2 separate regions of the Homo sapiens genome follow, and region 2 is linked to region 1. A link is a loop called in an ENCODE intact Hi-C map of the cell type or tissue named here. Cell type or tissue: heart left ventricle. All regions are shown on one strand.

The links. Peaks named below come from ENCODE experiments on the same cell type or tissue, not always from the same donor. Only the 100,000 strongest peaks of a DNase experiment are listed, where the experiment ranks them.
Region 2: it touches region 1 in a loop (2.5-fold over the local background); 12 of 110 quality-filtered maps call a loop at or near these places.

The regions. Positions count from the first base shown.
Region 1 is chr9:108,138,062-108,146,061 of GRCh38, forward strand. All of the region lies in intron 4 of LOC105376214 (a long non-coding RNA gene), which reads right to left. Among named protein-coding and RNA genes, the nearest start is that of KLF4, 650 kb to the left of the region's middle. In heart left ventricle, no CTCF peak of the experiment used is centred here; a DNase peak (open chromatin) is centred at 4,850; H3K27ac peaks cover 2,003 bases.
Region 2 is chr9:107,641,589-107,649,588 of GRCh38, forward strand. The region is part of intron 8 of LOC105376205 (a long non-coding RNA gene); the gene reads left to right. Among named protein-coding and RNA genes, the nearest start is that of KLF4, 160 kb to the left of the region's middle. In heart left ventricle, no CTCF peak of the experiment used is centred here; a DNase peak (open chromatin) is centred at 3,693; H3K27ac peaks cover 827 bases.

The sequences.
Region 1 (8,000 bases):
ACTGGCTTGAATCCCTGCAAAGAAAGAGGGCATGCAAAATATGTCCAATGCCCAGTCTTGTTTTGTAGGTTCCCACGTTGTTTGGGAGCCAACTAGTGTTGGCTTTTTGTTGTTGTTGTTTATTTTGATCTCTCTAGGAGAGGTAGAAGAGGGTTAGAAGATCTTGCCAGTCATTAACTTCACATGCTGATGACCCAGGACTACAGGCAGACAGAGGAAGGGGCTGAGTAAATATCCAACTTTTCATTCCCACTGAGCTAAACCAACTGAGGAATTTAATTTAATGCACCAAATAATCATTCATTCTTAGCTGGTATTTCAATGGTTCTTATTCCTATTAGGTACTATATGTTGCCACACACAATGAGAAACACCTCCACTCCCAACACTCAGTATTTATGGGCATCTCAAAAAATTATTGTACACATTAACAAATCCATTAGGTAGTTCATTCAATGCCATGTAGCATGCATTATTGTTACCATCCTTCTGCTTTCCTCTCTCTTGGATGGGGACCACCTTGTCCTTCAAATCCACTCTGTCTGCCAAGAACTGCTAAGTTGTAGGTAAGTGCAACGAGAAGGAATCAATCATGTGGAGGGGAGTGTTTGAATTGGCCTGGAGGAGGACATAAGAGGTTACTGGGATGTGACATGAATAGAAAGAGATTTCCACGGGGAGGGGTGGAGGAATTTGAGGCAGAGAGCAACCATGTGCACAAAAGAGATGGCTACAAAAAGGTATGCCAGGTCCAGAGTGCAGCAAGAAATTTGATATTACTGGAATGTGATGTATAGAAGAAATGAAGCCAACCAAGTGTCTGGGATGCTGGGATGCTGTCAGAATGGACTTGGATACCTTGGTGAGAAATTTTGGTCTATTCTGGGAGTAACAATGGTCCCTGAAAAATATTAAGTAACATTGGGTAAGTAGCATAATCAGAGTCGTGCTTTAAAATAATCGTTTAGGAGGCAGTGTTGAGAGTGAACTAGGGTAGCAATTGTCTGCCTAGTATTCTACTTAGTATTGGCGGTGAGCGGGGGGAAATTATGACTAGCCAGAGTCCCTGCTCTCAAGAAGCTTAGACTCCTGGGAGAATAAGTATCTTCAGATAATGTGGAAGAAGATACAAAAGAAGAGGAGAATCCATAAATCACAACGCACTCCTTGTGTTCAGAAATAAAACTCATTTTCTACAAAATTTCCTCCTACGTATTATGGTATGCTGCAGTGATTTTCAAAGTCTTTATTTAGCCTAGAACCCCTTGCTCAAACAAAAGTTAGGTGGAATCAGTAACAAAAAAGTCAAGGAGAAGAGGCTCTGTTCTGGTAAAAAGTAGGGTAAGGAGGCAGAAATCTATTCTTTCATGCTCCACTCCCAATCCTGGATTGGCTTCTTAGGCCACTTACAGCTCAGCAGAGAGCAGTTTGAAAATGATTGATCGGATTAAGGGAACTTGGACTTTGCAGTCCAGGAGAGTTGAGTTTTAATTTTAGCTCTGACATTTATAGGAAATGTATTCTAAAGCAAGTCACCACATTTTTCTGATCCTCAGTTCCCTCATCTGAAAATAGGGGCAATGACAACTACAGTCATGTATCACTCAATGACAGGGATATGTCCTGAGAAATGTTTTTAAGTGATTTTGTCATTGGGAAAACATCATAGAGTGTGCTTACACAAACCTAGATGGTATAGCCTACTACACCCCTAGGCTATATGGCATAGCCTATTGCTCCTAGGCTTCAAACCTGTACTGCATGTTACTATACTGAATTCAGTAGGCAATTGTAACACAATGGGAAGTATTTGTGTATGTAAGCATAGAAAAGATACAGTAAAATGCAATATTATAAGTTAATAAGACCACCATTACATATGCAAACCATCATTGACTGAAATGTCATAATGGGACACATGACTGTACTTCTAAGAGTTATTGTGAAAAATCAAATGAGATGATGTAAAATGATTAACAGAGAGTAGCTGAAATTGATAAGCACTGAATGAATGATAGCAATCATCATCATCATCATCATCATCATCATCATCATCATTTCATATGTAATTAGCAAAGGATTTTCTAAAAGTGAGACCAGCTTATCACTCAATCCCGGCTAGCCAGTTGCATATTCTTTTGATGAAGTTAACAGGATCAGTTCCTCAACTTTAAAATTCCAGGAAGTCAATCTCACCAGCATACCTCGAAGTGACCAAACTTTGATGGATCAACTGCAATAGCCAAACTCATAAAACAAGAATATGCAGATTGGTTACCAATATAAAATTTATAATGGGATAGAGACCCTTCTAAGAGCAAAAATAATTGGTTTTGCTATTCCAGATACCTCTTTCCAGTTAGGAGAGTTGGATGTGCTTCCAGAAACCTGGTCAGCATGCAGAATAGCTCCAGTAGCTCTCAGCTATATGGACCCTTCCTGACCCAGAGTTAGACCCGGTGAACTGATTACCAGAATCCTCAAGCTCACCAGGTACTGTGCCCTTCACTCACCCAAACAAGGCCTTTGGTAGAGTACAACAAATACTGATGACCTCTTACCATGTATTCAATTTAATGACCTTAGATGTCAACTATGAGTCGGTCATGGTTCTAGATGGTTTAGATACACACATTAGCCAAGTTAAGTAACGCTAGCTGCTATGTAAACCACCTCTATAACCTCAGCAGGTTAACACAATAGACCTGCTCACAGGTCTTGCTCACATAATGGTCAATATTTCTTGCTCACATAATGGTTCAGTGTAGGCTGGGCGATGCAACTGGGTAGCTCTCCTCCAGGCAATAAGTCAGGTATCCAGGTGTGTGAATCTGCCATGCAGGTGGGGGACACGGTGCATGGAAGATTATATTAAACCTTTCATGGTCAAGGCTAGAAATGTCATACAACACTCTGTCGACATTCAATTGGCCAGCACCCAGGCGCATGGCTCTGAAGAGGCTATTAAATGAGCTGCCTTTATGTGTCCAAGAACAAGAAATGAGGTTGATGAGCTACATTCTGCCTCACAGTCCGTCCGATCTCTTTCCTGGTTGGGTTTACATCAACTATCTCTTTTCCTGGCTTTCAGGCAGCCCATGATTGGTTGAGCCTATCTTTGCTTCAAAGTGATAAAGGCAGTCCTGTTGAGTGGGACCTGGCTGAATTTAATGACAGACTATCACAACCTGAACCTGAATACTTTGGCAAGACGTGACATTTCCATTCATTTATATGGCAGAGCATGGACTATCCACCTGTAAGGGCAGGCCACTTCCAGTCACTCTCAAAGGGTCTCTATTTCTAAATTCTTGTAATATTTTATGCTATCCTCTATAGACTGACATAATCTACTTGCTTACATGTTCCTTTTTTCTGGAAGGCCTTCTGTCATTCCATAAACTGGTACAAATATCTTGTCTGGGTGCATTTCTTTCTTCTTGAACCTTCCGCACCGTAACATCCTTTACATTTTATTGTCATTTAACCTTTTGATCTTTGAGATAGACAAGGGAAGGGACCGTGTCTTGAGCACATATTTCTTTATTCTTAGCATCTAATACATTACATAAAATGTTAAAGCCACTGAAATGTTTTTATTTAATTAATCGTTTATTTACTTAATTTAGTATTATTTCTTGAATGCTGACTGACTGAATGAATGATTGAAAAATGAAGAAAAGCCAGGTATGGTGGCACTCATCTATACTTCCAGCTACTCAGAAGGCTGAGACAAGAGGATAGCTTGTAGTCAGGAGCAGGAGGCTACAATGAGCTCCGATGGAGCCTATTAATAGCCACTGCACTCCAGCTTGGGTAACATAGCAAGGCCCTGTCTCTAAAAAGATAAACAAATAAAAATTTAGAAAATAAATAAAGAAGATTAAGAGAGTGTAGAGTTGTCATTCAGCCTGCTTTAAAGTTTCCAGACTAGCTTTGGAATTTAGAGGAAAGAAATGAAAACCTCTGGATGGCTTATTGATTCTCTGCAACAGTTTGGTGGTGAATCCAAGATTTTTATTGCCATTTAGTGGATAAGAACACTGAGGTCAACATCATACTGTGGGTCAGTAGAAGAGATGACATTTCAACTTGCATCTCTCTGGCTTGAGCCCCTGTTCTTTCCTCTCATGAGACCTCATTGCCTCCCTTCTGGTGAGTGAAGGAGTATGATACCCTTTCTACTTGTGTAGTTCTTTAGGGTGTCCCAGGCATGTCACAGCCAGAACCTCACTGGTGCTGGCATGGCAGCTATCACTGGGAGGATGCACTGAGCCCCTGCTTTGTGACAGAGCCAGCTGCCCAAGGCACAGCCAACAGCTTCTAATCAAAGGGAATTCTGAAGAAAAAAAAAAACCTTCAGCAATCTTCTGGGGATTCTTCCTATCAAAGTCCCTGGCAATAAATAATACATGAAAAGAGATCCGCTCATGCGAAGGTGGACTTCAAAGCGGGTGGGGTAACAGTGCTCAAACCCACCACTTGGCGTCTGTGCTGTCTGCTCATTCCAGAAGTTAATTCACAGAGAATAGCATGAGGGAATGCCTGCCTCCCTGCAGCTGATTCATGGGAACTCCGAGCCTGCATTAACAGGAGGGAAGGGCAGCTTGCTAGTCTTTCAAGAGCATTTTCCCAGCCCCAAGCCTTAGAGCTAGGCCTTGGACTGCTGCTGTGACATGTGTTCTGAGCTAGTCCCAAACAAGCACAAACACAATAGCCTCCACTGATCAATGCAGCAGGGCTGAAGGATGGAATCCAAAGCATGAACCCTGAGAACAGAAAGTCCCAGCACTCGCTCTGTGCAAGTTGCCATGAACTCCAGCCATGCATCCTGTGGCCAAGGATGGGTGGCCCCCGAGCAGGAAACTCTTTGGCAGCCTCCACTGCGTGCTTTGCCTGCTGACAAGAGCACACCCTGGCCTTGGTTATTGCCCTTATAAAACAGCTCAAGGAGGATGTGAGCCAAACGTTTTAAATGTGCCTGGAAGAAAAATGTTAACTATGAATCCACGCGGTAGAACAGTACAGTACAACTGCAACAACACGCAGCACTGCTCTCAGAGAAGGGGCCAAGGAGGAAACTGCAACTGTTGCCCAGGTTTCCTGTGGCTTTTCCTTTTCCTCTCTCTGGGGCCAGGGCTGCTCTGAAACCCACTTTGCAACAGAATCTGAGAAATGGGTGCTTTTGTGGCTGTAATTAGAGTCATAGAATTTACAGAATTTTCCCTATTAGGGGAGACTTTAATCCTCCAGTTTGCATGTAAATAGAGACAGAAATTGAAGCTTATAGAGGTCATCATCAAGGTCTATCCTTTCTTACTGAAATTCATTTTGCCTGTTTCCAATCCACATTTTGCAAAAGAAAGTTAATGCATGTAGGATGTCTTTCATAATCGGTACCTATTATCTATCAGGTAATGTCTTAGGTATTTTTCCCATAGCTTATTGAATCTCCAGTACAGCCTTAGAAAGAAATATTATTACCTATATATTAAACAGAAAGAAATAAAAATTGTAGGTGTGTATGTTCCAATACCGGCAAGTACTGGAACAAGCATTAGATCCCTAGTGTCCCTGACCCCAGAACCTCTGTTCTTTTCATTGTGCTAAAATGCCACTCAAGTGTCATTTAAGAGACACATAAGTGTCACTTACACATAAGTGTCTCATATCTCTGGGCTACTGATATCCATTTTTTCTCTAATAACTCTAATAAAGATATTCAATGGAGGTAATCAGAATGATCTTTGAGTACTTCCATCAGGATAAAACCTATTTTGTCCTACCTCATGTTGAAATACCAGAAGCACCGTAGGAAAAAGGACAAGAATGCCCACCAGTGGCATTAACATTTTTTTTTTTTACACTTCAGCCAATAAAATAGAGCAAAACTTAGAAAACTAAAGCAAGAATCCTGCTTTATTTGATAATTGATTGTATAGTGTAAAACTAAGAAAAAATAGCTGTAAAAACTCATAGAACTACTAAGAGAGCTCAGTAAATTAGCCAAATAAAATTTAAAATCAAATCGATGACTTTTCTACATAACAGCAATCTCCATTTAAAAGACACAATGGAAAAAGATCGATTATACTTGTATTAATATATACACCTAAGTACTTTAACAAAATTGTGTGATCTATTTAAATGAAACCACAGAGTTTTACAGAGACTCAAAAGAAAATTTTACAAAATCAAGAAAGGTTTTAAGTTTCCAGATGAGATGCATGAACAAGGATGCCAGATCTTCCCAAATTAATACATAAATTTATCATGATAGTAATAAGGTTTTTACATTAAAAACATCGTTGTAGAGTTATTCAGAAAAGACTGAACAGATGAGTAAAATAGCTAAGAACACATATAAAACAAGAGAAAGAAACGAGAGAGTTTGTCCATCGAAAGATATATAATATTGCAATCATTAAAACAGGATTATACTATCACAAGACTGGATAGATCTACCAGTGGAACAAGACAGAAAGTTCTAGAATGATCATACAATGATCTGGAACTTAATATATGATAATAATGGAAGTAGCAATATTCAATGCAAAATTCAAAGGTATAATATTCACCATATAATACTAGCAAAAGTGGCTAAAAATATGGAAAGAAATAAACATTTACTTAATCCTAATATCACATATCTACCAATTCAAATTCCATATGCCTTACAGATTTATGTGAAAACAAAGAAAACAATTATTAAAATATGAAAATTACAGTAAATATTTAAATTATCTTGAAAGCAGGAAATAACTTCTTCAAACTTTTATTTTAGGTTCAGGGGTGTATGTGCAGGTTTGTTACACAGGTAAACCTGTGTCACAGGGGTTTGTTGTATACAGAAATAATTTCTAAATATAAAATAAATGCAAAAAATCAGAAATAACACAAGTCACAAAAAAAGACACTGCAAAAAAAATACAAAAGAAGAAAAATGTGAAATTAGAAAAGCATTTTCAATGAATAAAAACAAGAGTGTAATACTTTTATATATATATAGATGTATGTGTGTGTCTGCATATATATAAATACATCTCAGAAATCATTTTTAAACAATTTCCAATACCCATTAGCATAATCATACTAGTAGCTATGCCTTAGCCCGTTCTCACCAAGCGGAAACATTCACCTGGATGCTCTGTATTTATCATTTCATATAAGTTTCACACGACGGCATTGGGTTATTTATGCACACAAAATGAGAATGCTAAGACAGGCAATGGTTATTTGCAGAAGGTCACACCACTGGGCCAAAAAAGAAAGAAAAAATCAAAACCAGATACATCTGTCTATAAAGGTCTTACTTCTAAACATGACCCTATATAAAAGTGGCCAAAAGTGATGAGTACCTATGTCAAAGAGGAAGAAAAGTATTTGGTTAACAAACATTTGATTAGTGTTTAGTCTGCCAGTATTCAACATTAAGAGACACCATTTTTAACTATCAAATTAACCCCAAAAATGAGAAATAACAACAAGACCAATCAATGTTGGTGAAGCATTAGCAAAGACGTGGAATCAACTTAGGTGCCCATCAACAGGGTACTGGACACAGAAAATGCGGTACATATACATGATGGAATATTATGCAGCCATAAAAAAGAATGAAATCATGCCCTTAGCAGCAACATAGGTGCAGCTGGAGGCCATTATTCTAAGTGAATTAACACAGGAACAAGAAACCAAATACCGTGTGTTCTCTTGTATACGTGGGAGCTAAACACTGGGTCCTCATGGACATAAAGGTAGTAACAATAGACACTGGGGACTAGTAGAGGGAGAGAGAGGCAAGGGGGCAGAATTTGAAAATCTACCTATTGGGTACTGTGCTCACTATATGGCTGGTAGGATCAATCATAGCCCAAACTTAGCATGATGCAATGTACTCATGTAGCAAACCTGCATGTGTACCCTTTGAATCTAAAATAAAAGTTGAAATTATTTAAAAAAAAAATACTAGTAAAGGTGAATTCCACATAGCTGCAGAGTCA
Region 2 (8,000 bases), 500 kb before region 1:
ATACAAAGATCCCACCCCATCCCCACCCCACCAAACGTATATTCATGAACACACACACACATACAGACACACATACACACACAGATCTAGCCATTTGGCAGCCCAGTAATATACGTATTGTTACTATTTCCATTGTATAGATGAGAAAACTGAGACTCAAAGAGGTTAGATACTTGCTCAGAGTAACACAGCTATGTAGGAAAAACCAAGTAGGAAAAATACATTCTTATTGCCATAACAAGCAACTAGACCAAGGATTTGGAAGCAGAAGAGATAAAAAGACATGAATCCCAATGATTTGGCTTTATGCCATCTCTATCATTTTAGACAATCTTGATGGTACGAAGATGCTGGAGTCTGGGATTCTTTTTTTTTTTTTTGAGACAGTCTTGCTCTGTCGCCCAGGCTGGAGTGCAGTGGCACGATCTCGGCTCACTGCAAGCTCTGCCTCCCGGGCTCATGCCATTCTCCTGCCTCAGCCTCCCGAGTAGCTGGGACTACAGGCACCCGCCACCACGCCTGGCTAATTTTTTTGTATTTTTAGCGGAGACAGGGTTTCATCGCGTTAGCCAGGATGGTCTCGATCTCCTGACCTCGTGATCCACCCGCCTCGGCCTCCCAAGTGCTGGGATTACAGGCATGAGCCAGCACGCCTGGCGAGTCTGGGATTCTTAGGATGGGTGTGGTGGAAACACTGAGCCATCACTTTATCCAACCTATTTTATCCCCAAGTGGCCAAGTTGGGGCACAGAGTGGGCTAAGTATGAGCCTAGTGTCGCACAGTCTGTGAGTGAGGGTCCAACCTACAACCCAGGCAGATCTCACTCCCTCCTAATGTTCCTTCCTCCTAAAGAAATGTCTTGGAGCCAGGCAATTATGATTTTGAGATTATTTCCCACTTTCACGTTTGACCCTGAAGAGAATCAGAAACAAGAACTTTATGACATTGTTTCAGACATCAATGGAAAGGTGAGGTGGGCAGGAACCCTGAGACAAGCCCTGGGGAATGGCAGACATATTGCCTGCACTTAATTCTGTTTGGCAGCAAAGGCAGAGCTAGGTTTGATCTTTGGCAGAAATGACATTTCTTGGACAGTTATCTCCCTTGCATTCTTGTTACCCCTAGATGACCCATAGCCGGACATCCTCATCAGGGTCATCTTCTGCCTACATGTTGGAACTTAGGGAAATTTCATAGCTTCATTTGATAGCCAGTTACTAGCTGAGTGGGTCTAGCAAGTGATGTAACCTCTCTGAGCCTCCATGTACTCATTTGTAAAATGGGGATGAATGAAGTACTTGCCATGCCTACTTCACAAGATGTTGATATATGTCAGATGGGTCTACTTATGTTAGGAGGGCTTTGTGATGTCATGGCCAAATATAAGTTGTTAATGTGACCATTAGTGGCCATGGGCCAGCTATAAGCAGCCAGGTCAAGAGGCCAGCTTCCACAGACGGGGTGGGACAGGGTAAGGGCATAGAGGCAGAGGAGAAGGGAAAAAAAGCTATCAGGCTGGTACAAAAGCAATTGCAGTTTTTGCCATTAAAAGTAAAAAAATTGCAATTACTTTTGCATCAATTTAATGTATCTACACACTTGTTGAGCACAGTCTACCAGGCATCTTCTATTCATGATCTCATTTCAACCACACCATCAAGCTATGAAGGAGATATTTGTAGTGTGTTGAATGATGACCTCTGAAAAGTTATATCCATGTTCTAACTCCTGGAACTTATGAATGTGACCTTCTTTGGAAAAAGGGTCTTTGCAGATGTAATTAAGTTAAGGATCTTGGGATGAGATTATCATAGATTATCTGGTGGGCTCTAAATCCAATTATAGATTTTTTTTTTTTTTTGAGAAGGAGTCTCGCTCTGTCACCCAGGCTGGAGTACAGTGGCGCGATCTCAGCTCACTGCAAGCTCTGCCTCTCGGGTTCACGCCATTCTCCTGCCTCAGCCTCCTGAGTAGCTGGGACTACAGGCGCCCGCCACCACACCCGGCTAATTTTTTGTATTTTTAGTAGAGACGGCGATTCACCGTGTTAGCCAGGATGGTCTCGATCTCCTGACCTCGTGATCCACCCACCTCGGCCTCCCAAAGTGCTGGGATTACAGGCATGAGCCACCTTGCCCGGCCCCAGTGATAGATGTTTTTATAAGAGACACACAGAGGAGAGATACACAGGGGAAAGAGATGGCCATGTGAAGATGGTGTTGGAAATTGGAGTTATGCAACTCCAAGTCAAGGAACACCCAGAGCCACTAGAAGAGACGAAGAAGGGTTCTTCCTTATGTATACACTTCAGAGGGAGTGTAGCCTTACTGATATATATATACATATATATTGAGACAGAACCTTTCTCTGTCACCCAGGCTAGAGTGCTGTGGTGCAATCTTGGCTCACTGCAACTTCTGCCTCCCAGGTTTAAGTGATTCTCACACCTCAGCCTCCCAAGTAGCTGGGATTACAGGTGTGTGCCACCACACCAGCTAATTTTTTTGTATTTCTAGTAGAGACAGAGTTTCACCATGTTGCTCAGGCTGGTCTTGAACTTCTGAGGTAGGGTGATCCTCCTGCCTCAGCCTCCCAAATTTCTGGGATTACAGGCATGAGCTTCCGCTCCCAGCCCCAACTGATACTTTGATTTACAGAACTGTGAGAGAATACGTTTCTGTTTTAAGCCATGAAGTTTGGGATCATCTGTTATGGCAATCCTAGGAAACTCATGCAGATTATCTTTATCTCCATTTTCCAAATGAGAAAACTGTATCAGAGAGGGTAAGTGTTTTTTGCAAAGCCACCTAGCTCATGAGGAACTGTAACTCAGGCTCAGGTTTATCTGATTCCAAAGCCGGTACTCAGATTCTTCAAGTGGACAATGGGAGATTTCAAGGGATGCAGTGGCAGAACGCCTAGGATGAGAAAAGTCAGACTGGATAAACGGAAGAAAGCTGGGATTAGCCAGGCATGGGGGCACGTGCCTATGGTCCCAGCTACTCGGGAGGTTGAGTAGGGAGGATTTCTTGAGCCCAGGAGGCGAAGGCTGCAGTGAGCTGAGATGGCACCACTGCACTCTAGCCTGGGTGACCGAGTGAGACCCTGTCTCAAAATAAACAAATAAAATAAAATAAAAAAAGAAAGATGGAAAATGAACCTTTCAGTTCTGAAGCAGAGCTTTTAAGGCAGAGGATTTCCTGAGGAGAAATGCCCCTTCCAGTAATCCCACAAAAGGTGGTGAAGAGGGGATTTTGAGGGGAATTTTGGTGGTTGTATTTCAGAGATGGTCCCAAGGCCAGTGGTTTTGGGGAACACTGGTTGGGCAGCTCATCCATGGGGCACCCAGGCGGCAACTTTTCAGCTAAGTCAGCAAGAAGGCTCACACCAGTCTGAGCTTGGAGAAACACAGATTTCTTTCTTCCTTTTTTAAAAAAATTCATCCTTCTCTCTCTCTTTTTTTAAACATAAGCCAGGCTGGGAGGAGCCTCAACAAGGAAGGAAATCAATAGGAAATGCCTTTAGAAAATGAGATTTTTTTGAAAGCATGTCATGTCTTCATTTTTGATGCAAAGTATTGGGCCCTGCAATTTGAAACAGGAAACAGCAGAAAGCAAAGGCAGCCAATGTGAGGACATGCTGAGGTCCCTCCTTTCAGAAGCCAGCTGTAACGACAGGGCTGGCAGCAGTGGATACGGGGCCAAGTCACATGGAGGCCAGTTGAGGAAACAGTGGGTGTTGGCCTGGAGAAGAGCAGTCTTGGGCAGGACATAAGAGTTTTATTTGCACAACTAAAGGGCTGTCATAGGGCAGTGGGAGCAGGTATGTTCTGACGGGGTCCAAGGTGAGGAACTAAAACCATTGGTCTGGCTATATCACAGGGAAGCAATAGAAGAAAATAGTTAAAGGCTGTAGAGCCAGGGGCTCAAATCTCAACTTCACCACTGGTTAGTATTATTAAATTTTTAGAGACAGGGTCTTGCTGTGTTATCAGGCTAATCTCAAACTCCTGACCTCAAACAATCATCTGACCTTTGCCCCAGGGATTACAGGCAATGCCAGTGCTGTATTACGGGCATGAGCCACCTCACCTAGCCAATTTCACCACTTATTCACTTGGACAGATTATTTAAGCTCTCTGGGCTTCTGCTTCTTCATCTGTAAAATGGAGCTAACAGTAATACATTTCTCATGGAGTTATTGAGAGGATTAGATGTATGTATAGATATAAAATTAAATTTGCCCAATTCTCTCTATTATAGTCATATATAACTATCTGATACTTTTTTTTTTTTTTTGAGACGGAGTCTGGCTCAGTTGCCCAGGCTGGAGTGCAGTGGTGCGATCTCGGCTTACTGCAAGCTCCGCCTCCCGGGTTCGCACCATTCTCCTGCCTCAGCCTCCCGAGAAGCTGGGACTACAGGCGCCCGCCACTACCCCCGGCTAATTTCTTGTATTTTTTAGTAGAGACCGGGTTCCACCATGTTAGCCAGGATGGTCTTGATCTCCTGACCTCATGATCCATCTGCCTCGGCCTCCCAAAATGCTGGGATTACAGGCGTGAGCCACCGCGCCTGGCCAATGCTTTTTTTTTGATAGAGTCTTGCTTTGTCGCCTAGGCTGGAGTGCAGTGGTGCAATCTCAGCTCACTGCAACCTCCGCCTCCCAGGTTCAAGTGAGTCTCCTGCCTCAGCCTCCCAAGTAGCTGGAATTACAGGCATGTGCTATCATGCCTGCTAATTTTTGTATTTTTTAGTAAAGACAGGGTTTTGCCATGTTGGGCTGGCTGGTCTTGAACTCCTGACCTCAAGTGATCTGCCTGCCTCGGCCTCCCAAAGTGCTGGGATTACAGCTATAGATATATGTCTCAACAACTGTCTTTTGTCTGGGTGTAGTGGCTCACGCCTGTATCCTCACACTTTGGAAGGCAGAGGTGGGAGGATCACTTGAGCCCAGGAGTTGAGACAAGCCTGTACAACTTGACCAAACCCTGTCTCTACCAAAAAAATACAAAAATTAGCTGGGCATGGTAGCATGCACCTGTAGTCCCAGCTATTCAGGAGGCTGAGGTGGGAGGATGGCTTGAGAATGGGAGATGGAGGTTTCAGTGAGGTGAGCTGAGATTGTGTCACTGTACTCGAGCATGGGTGACAGAGCCAGGCCCTGTTGCAAAAGCAACAACAACAACATCTTTTTCTCTGCATATGACTGTATGGATATTTTATTTCTCTACCTATAGTCAGTCACATGTAGAGAGAAAGACAGTTGGGTTGCTCACCCATGGGTTCAACCAAACATGGCTTAAAAAAAAATTTTTTTTTTTTTGAGATGGAGTCTCGCTCTGTAGCCCAGGCTGGAGTGCAGTGGCGCGATCTCGGCTCACTGCAAGCTCTGCCTCCCAGGTTCACGCCATTCTCCTGCCTCAGCCTCCCAAGTAGCTGGGACTACAGGCGCCCACCACCGCGCCCAGCTAATTTTTTGTATTTTTAGTAGAGACGGGGTTTCACCATAAAAATATTTTTTTAAAAACCATCTTTACTGAACATGTACAGATTCTTTTTTTCTTGTCATTATTCCTTAAACAAAATAGTGTAGCAAACATAGTGTAACAACTACTTACATAGCATTTACATTGTATCAGGTATTATAAGTAATCTAGAGATGACTTAAAGTACATGGAGGATGTGGTTAGCTTATATGGCAAACCAAATTTTATGTCAGCAACTTGAGCATCTGTGGATTTTGGTATCCTCCAGAGTTTCTGGGACTAATCCCCCATGGTTACCGAGAAATGACTGAACAGCTCTTGGAACAGTACCCTGTAGATGTTAGCTATTTTTAGCTCTTCTTGGAGAAACCAAGGAAGACTTTCTAGAGGACACAGAGCTGGGATTTAAAAGGTGGATATGGGATACATCTGAGCAAGGGCATGGCTAGGAGGAGGGCTGGCAAGCACAGAGGCGAGGAGAGACCCCTCCTGGTATGTTGGGCTGCTCCATGTAGTGTAGCATCCTGTAGGGAAAGCAATGAGAGATGGGGTTGGAGGAGCTGCCAGGGCTGGTTCATGGAGAGCTGAGCATCTGAGTTAGGAGCTTGGTCCTGTAGATCAGTGCTGCTTAAACTTGAGCATGCATCAGAATTATCTAGAGGGCTCATTAGAACACACGCTGTTGGGTCCCACCCTTAGAGATTCTGACCCAGTCGGTCCGGGGTGGGGGTTGAGAATTTGCCTGTTGAGCAAGTTCCCAGATGACACTGATGATGCTAGTCCAGGGAACATCTGGAAACCATCCCCCTCCACTGCAGGTGGAGAACTTTGATAACTCCTGCTGTAGATCCCATAGGCAATGGGAGGATTGAGCCAGGTTCAAGGGCAGGTCTCAGGAAAAATGCACTCGGTCTTGCTACTGCTGAGGCCGCATGAGCAGCCACCTGAGACCAGAATGGAAGAGTGTCTAGAGGTGGAATAGCTGGGGCTGGCATCCTCTGTTCTCTGAGAACGGCTATAAGCCAATTTTGTTAGTAGACCCGGTGGAAGCAGAACTCAGTAGGCATGCTCCAAGGGCAGGGTGGCAGCTGGGTGCCACTCCAGGCCACTTCACCCTTGATTTTCTGCCTTTATTAAGGGTAGCCATGGAAAGGGTGACCTACTTCCTGGGGATCCCAGGGATAGACATCTGAAATCCAGACAGCAAAAGGAAACCTCTTAACTGCTGCTCCTCCAGACCCACGGCCCATGGCCTGACGCCTACCTGGGTCCCTGTCAGTAACTGCGGCGGCAGCTTCCTGGATTGCTGAGGCGGAGAGGACACCGATCAAGGCTTCATCCCACCCTCTCTCTCTGTCAGTGCTGGGGGAAAAACAATATTTAGTTAGTTAAACACCCGGCTGCGGTTTCATTTGAAAAGCTGGATTTGATTAGGAGACTGCAGGGATTGATTTATGAGGACAGCTGAAAAAAAGAACAAGCATAAATATGGAGAACTCACCCAAATGATGACTAAGAGAGGACGAATATACAGAGTCCTCACAAGTGGAGACGGAAAGGACTTATTAAGGTTTTTGGTCCCATATCGGGTTTATGTAGTCACAGTTCCTGACGGTATTTTTCAAGATCTCAGCCTAGACCTGTTTTAAGTCAAGGGGTACATTAGGTGTGGAGGTGCCCACTTTTCCTAGGAGATTTCCACCTCTGAAAGAAATAGTTTTTCATATATATATAAAATGGATATATTGTATGATATATTGTAAATGAATATATTCTATATAATGATATGTAATATATATGACATAAAAATATATATGAAATATATATTTTTTTCTTCCTGTAGCAGCCTTGTAAAGGGATATTCACTAATGCATTGTTTGAAAATGAAAAATTGGAAACAGTCTAAGCTGTCCATCACTGGGGGGGATGATTAGATAATGGATCACTTACCCAGACTGTGGAATTGTTAAGGGGTGGTTTACAAAGAGTGCTGTAGTTCTGGGTCTGTACATGCAGTGATCTCGGGTGCAGGCAGTAAGATTCAGGAGAACATGTAGGGTTGGTCCCTTTAATATAAAAGCAGGCCAGGTGCAGTAGCTCATGCTTGTAATCCCAGCACTTTGGGAGGCTGAGGCGGGTGGATCTTCTGAGGTCAGGAGTTTCAGACTGGCCTGGCCAACATGGCAAAACCCCGTCTCTACTAAAAATACAAAAATTAGCTGGGCATGGTGGCAAACACCTGTAATCCAAGCTACTCTGGAGACTGAAGTAGGAGAATTGCTTGAACCTGGGAGGTGGAGGCTGCAGTGAGCCAAGATCGTGCCACTGCACTCCAGCCTGTGCAACAGAGTGAGACTCAATCTCAAAACAAACGAACAAAAAAAACAAACAAACAAAATAAAGCACACACACACACACAGAGTCACATATTTCTCCTATGAACAAATATGGGGATAAACTCATAGCCGAAGGCTTGGAGGGATGCACATCAGAATTAGGAGAGTGGTGGGA